Linked DNA regions of Homo sapiens: region 1 is linked to region 2. A link is an interaction called in ENCODE POLR2A ChIA-PET data of the cell type or tissue named here. Cell type or tissue: GM12878. All regions are shown on one strand. Each heading gives the region's core, and the rest is flanking DNA. Links, peaks and the distances in the headings are about the cores only. Region 1 has its middle 16 kb from the start of KANSL1-AS1. Region 2 overlaps KANSL1 (KAT8 regulatory NSL complex subunit 1).

Region 1 (2,801 bases), core at 40-2,539, 68 kb after region 2:
CATGGTGAAACCCCGTCTCTACTAAAAAGACAAAAATTAGCCAGGTGTGATGGTAGGCGCCTGTAATACCAGCTACTGGGGAAGCTGAGGCAGGAGAATCACTTGAACCTAGGAGGCGGAGGTTACAGTGAGCCAAGATCACACCACTGCACTCCAACCTGGGTGAAAGGCAAAAATCCGTCTCAAAAAAAAAAAAAGTTTCAAAGATAAAACAAAAATCTTGTTAAAGATAAATACACGAGATGCTAAAGAAATAATCTACTTCTTCAAGTCATGCTATCAATTTGCACCAAAATTTTCATTTCCTATGTGTAGGTGTTGAGGGTCTTGTACCCATGATAAATGACATACACCTGTTCTGGGCTGACTTTTGTTCCCCAAAAGAGATATATAGTACTCCAAGGGGCTGGGCACAGTGGCACATGCCTGTAATCCCAGCACTTTGGAAGGTCAAGGCCACAGCATCGCTTGAGCTCAGGAATTCAATATCAGCCTGGGCAACATGGCAAGACCCCGGCTCTACTAAAAATATAAAAAAATAGCCAGGTGTGGCAGTGCACACCTGTAGTCCCAGCTACCCGGGAAGCTGAGATGGGAGGATTGCTTGAGCCTGGGGTTTAGGGGGCTGGAGGTTGCAGTGATCCAAGTGCCACTGCACTCTAGCCTGGATGACAGAGGGAGACCCTGTCTCAAAAAAAAAAAAAAAAAAAAAGATATGTAGTACTCCTAACATTCAGCACCTCAGAACCTGATCTTAGAGACAGGATCTTCAGGCCAGGTGGCTTCCCTTCCTCTCCGCGTCAGTCTGTCCCACCTCAGCTCAGCCCACCGGAGACAGAGGGTGCAGGAACCTGGAGGCGGAGGTTGCAGGAAGCCGAGATCCTGCAACTGCACTCCAGCCTGGGCGACACAGCAAGACTCCGTCTCAAAAAAAAAAAAAAAACCTTACAACAAAATGATGCAGCCCGGGCGCAGTGGCTCACGCCTGTAATCCCAGCACTTTGGGAGGCCGAGTGGGGCGGATCATTTGAGGTCAGGAGTTCGAGACCAGCCTGGCCAACATGGTGAAATCCTATCTCAACTAAAAAAAAACCAAAAACTACAGAAATTAGCCAGGCGTGATGGCGCATGCCTGCAGTCTCAGCTGCTTGGGAGGCTGAGGCAGGAGAATTGCTTGAACCCGGGAGTCGGAGGTTGCAGTGAGCCAAGATTGCGCCGATTGCACTCCAGCCTGAGTGACAAGAGCAAAACTCCATCTCAAAAAAAAAAGAAAATGCAAAGTCACCTAAGAGACAGTTTAAATACATAAAAAGCTCGATGCCAAATAAAACTGGATGGGTCACTTGATAAGTGGGATTGATAAAAAGCAAGACAGCTGATATTATATAATTCTTATTTGCTTCGATATTTACTGGGGAAGGTAGAGGGGAAAAGCTATCTAAATTACTCTTAATAAGCATACAAATCTCTAATAGTGAATCAAATGCATCATTAAATATACTAAATTCCTCAAACTGATATGTCAGATGTCAGGTAGTCATGAAGACCCAAAATAGTCTCCATGGGTTTTTTGTTGTTGTTTTTTTGAGACAGAGTCTCACTCTGTTGCCCAGGCTGGAGTGCAGTGGCACCATCTCGACTCACTGCAACCTCTGTCTCCCGGGTTCAAGCCATTCTCCCACCTCAGCCTCCCAAGTAGCTGGGATTACAGGCATGTGCCACCACATTTGGCTGATTTTTGTATTTTTAGTAGAGACAGGGTTTCACTATGTTACCCAGGCTGTTCTCAAACTCCTGACCTCAAGTGATTCACCCAACTCGGCCTCCCAAAGTGCTGGGATTTCAGGTGTGAGCCACCACGACCAGCCCCTTCTCTGTGTTTTAAAGGCATTTAAGTATAAATTATTAAACTGCAGGACAGAACATATTAGCTGACGGTCATATGAGTGACCTTCTCTAAATGCCAGGAGGATAGAATCCACTTTTCCTTTATCAATATTTTCCTTGCTCAACTTCTGACATATTAGGTACTCAATAAGTATGTGCTGAACCAAAACGAACAAAAAAATGCTGTCATCAAAGTAACTTCCATCTACTCAAGTAGGCTGCAACTTCAAACTGCCCAAACTAGCAAATCTCTAATAAAGATGGGCTCAGAAGACATATCAGCATGAATAACCTTCTGAGGAAAAGACAACATGGATTCTAAAAGTGGACATCACACCACACCAGTTCACCCAAATTCTCTGAGAAAATAAATATGTGTGGCTGGGTGACGGTGGCTCATGCCTGTAATCCCAGCACTTTGGGAGGCTGAGGCGGGTGGATCATGAGGTCAGGAGATCGAGACCATCCTAGCCAACATGGTGAAACCCCAACTCTACTAAAAATACAAAAATTAGCTGGGTGTGGTGGTGAGCACCTGTAGTCATAGCTACTCGGGAGGCTGAGGCAGGAGAAACGCTTGAACCCGGGAGGCGGAGGTTGTAGTGAGCCGAGATCGCACCACTGCACTCCAGCCTGGGCAACAGAGTGAGACTCTGTCTCAAAAAAAAAAAAAAAAAAAAAAAAAAAAAAGACCTGAGTGGCCACAGGATGAGAACATTTACTGTAGACTGGACATAACTGAGACACAGAAAATTATAGGTAGATGCTGAGGTACTTCCCCAAATGAAGAAGTAAAAACAGAAGATTGAAAATTTTTTTAGAAATGCTATATTTAACATTTTAATATATTGTACAAAAAATATACAGAGAATTCCCCATTTTGCAGATGGGATGATGAGATTCCTAATAATGAA
Region 2 (2,801 bases), core at 173-2,672:
ACTCATTTTCCATTATTTCTCTCTAACATCAATTTCTCCACCAGATTTCCTCCACCTGTGCCACTACTCACCCATCTAAATGTGCACATGTGTACTCAAGCATTCAATGAATTGCTTATTATGTACTACTCAGCACGAAGAAGCAGAGGAAACCCAGCCTTTGGAGTGATATGAACCTGACTCTACTTCTTGTTTTAACCAATTACTAAGCCTTGTGACCTCGGGAAGTCAATCATTATGTCTAGTACTCCTGTTGCCTAACTGTAAAAATGTGAAGGATTATTACGTACATAAAAGCATAATACCAAAAATAGGCACTAACTGATTGTTAGTTTCCGTCCCTCTCCTACAACAGCACCCTGACTTTGGAAACTAACCCTCCACGAACTGAAAGCATTCTCAGAATATACTGTCCTTAAAAAAAGAGGAAGGAATGAAGGGAAAGAAAAGAAAAGAAAAAGGAGAGAGGGAAGGGAAAAGGCAAAAATTTTTAAAAATACTTTTGGTCCTGGTTTACAGGCCACCACAATAATTCAAGTAAATTAGCATAATCCAGAGAGACAAAAACTTTTTCTATTTTTTACTACACCAAAAAAGCTCATAATAAAATTTCAAAGTATTAAAAAATAAATGAAAGTAATCCCTTCCCTTCCTCCATCCCAACCCATCCCATCCCTCAGAAATAATCACTGTTAGCACTCTGGTGTGCACATATACACATACACATACATACATATATATTTTTGTTGCCAAAATTTTACTGCAGATATCTGGAAAATAAAGAGTAGCATAAAGAAGAAAAATATGTAATCTATACAACCGGAAAAAATTTTAAGCTGCAAATAAGTTTCCACAACTAAATTTACATTGTAAAACACATGATGGGGAAAAAAAGGTCTTTACAATAAATATGGTACAAGGACAACTGAATATCCACTATCCACAGGCAAAATAAAATTGGATTCCTACCTCACACCATACAGAAAACTAACTTAAAGTCGATCAAAGCCCTACTTAAATGTAAGCATTGAAACTCCTGGAAAAAAGCATAGGAGTAAATTCTTCATGAACTTGGGTTAGGCAATGATTTCTTATGCTGTGACACAAAAAGCAAAAGAAACAAAAAAAAAACATAAATTGGACTATATCAAAATTTAAAACTTCTGTAAATAATAATCAAGAAAATGAGAATACAATCCACAGAATGGAAGAAAATATCTGAAAATCATCTATTTGACAAGACACTGGTCTCCAGAATATATACAAAAAACACAATTCAACAATTTTTAAAAACCAAATAACTTTAGAAATGAGCAAAGGATCTCCAAAGAAGATATACAAATGACCAATTAAGCACCTGAAACGATTATCAGCATCATTAGCCATTAGAGAAATTAAAATCAAAACCACAATGAGATACCACTTCACATTGACTAGCATGGCTATAATTAAAAAGACAATTAGAAGCATTGGCAAGAATGTGGAGAGAATGGAACCCACAAATATCGCTCATGGTAATACAAAATGGTAATATAAAATGGAAAACAGGCAGTTCCTCAAAAAGTTATACACAGGGCTACTTTATGTGTTAAATGCTGAGGATGCATAAAGGATCAGAAATTCAGATAAAGCATTCCCAGAACAGTGATTGATCCTGTTTGTTTAAAAAAAAAAAAAGACAATGTACTCAACAATTAACTAAAGTACTTGTATTTCTCTTTACAAAACTAAGTTATGTAAGAACTAAACATTTTAAATTGAAAATTGTTTATCTGGTTCTTTGAACTGAAAATCCTTTTATATTCCCACCTGTGAGTGTACACAACAAGGTGAAGCAAATGCATTAAACCCAGTAGGTCTCAGGACAGGAAGCATTTACACTCAGAGGCTATCCCACAGAGCAAAATCCACACTGAAGACTAAATCATTTCACAGAACCCTAGATTTAGATAAACTTGGAGACAGGAGAGCAGCTGAAGAGCCCTTCTCTTTCCTCAAGGTTGTCTACACATCTAAATCAACTTCACTGGGGGAGCATAGGGGCTGCTTAAGGGTCTAAGACAAATAAATTCTTCTATGCAATACTTTACATTTATTTACAAACGGTCTATCTTACACTAAGCTCAAAATATTCCACTGAGCTACTGCAGAAAATCTGGGTGCGAAATAAGAAAAGACAATCAGAGAGTGTATACTCATAAAAGGAATTAAAAAGAACAAAATGCCCAAGAATACAGTATCCTCACAAAAAATACCCTAAATGAATCTAGTAAAAATTTGGCAACCCATATTCTGGAAAGATATTCTTTACAAGTTAACCTGTATGTCTTATGCAACTTCCAAAGTCCCAAAGAAAGTAATACAAAATTAAGTGGTTTTGAGATACTAGTCAGCTTTTTCGGAAAGAGGGTTAGAGAGGACTTACTTCCTTGTATTATGAAACAAAAAACGCTCTGATGAATTAAAAGGGTAGTTTCTTTCTTTATTTCTCTTTTTTTCAGACAAGTCTCACTCTGCGTGCCCAGGCTGGAGTGCAGTGGCATGACCTTGGCTCACTGCAACCTCCACCTACCAGGTTCAAGCGATTCTCCAGCCTCAGCCTCCCGAGCAGCTGGGATTACAGGTGTGTGCCATCACACCTGGCTAATTTTTTTGTATTTTAGTAGAGCCAAGGTTTCACTATATTGGTAAAAGGGTAGTTTCCAAAAATAAAAACATGTACAAGGAAATTTAAAATTCTCCTATTAGTGTCTGGAAGGATGAAGAATTTCTACTATTTTAGGTTGAGAAAGAAAGCTAAA

The links. Peaks named below come from ENCODE experiments on the same cell type or tissue, not always from the same donor. Only the 100,000 strongest peaks of a DNase experiment are listed, where the experiment ranks them.
Region 1: POLR2A ChIA-PET joins it to region 2 with 6 read pairs; 20 of 35 experiments call an interaction of 5 or more read pairs at or near these places.

What each region holds. Positions count from the first base shown.
Region 1 is chr17:46,207,926-46,210,726 of GRCh38, forward strand. It overlaps a transcript of KANSL1 not described here. Among named protein-coding and RNA genes, the nearest start is that of KANSL1-AS1, 16 kb to the left of the region's middle. In GM12878, for the core only: no CTCF peak of the experiment used is centred there; no DNase peak of the experiment used is centred there.
Region 2 is chr17:46,139,409-46,142,209 of GRCh38, forward strand. All of the region lies in intron 2 of KANSL1 (KAT8 regulatory NSL complex subunit 1), which reads right to left. Among named protein-coding and RNA genes, the nearest start is that of KANSL1, 53 kb to the right of the region's middle. In GM12878, for the core only: no CTCF peak of the experiment used is centred there; no DNase peak of the experiment used is centred there; H3K4me3 peaks cover 1,210 bases; H3K27ac peaks cover 1,338 bases.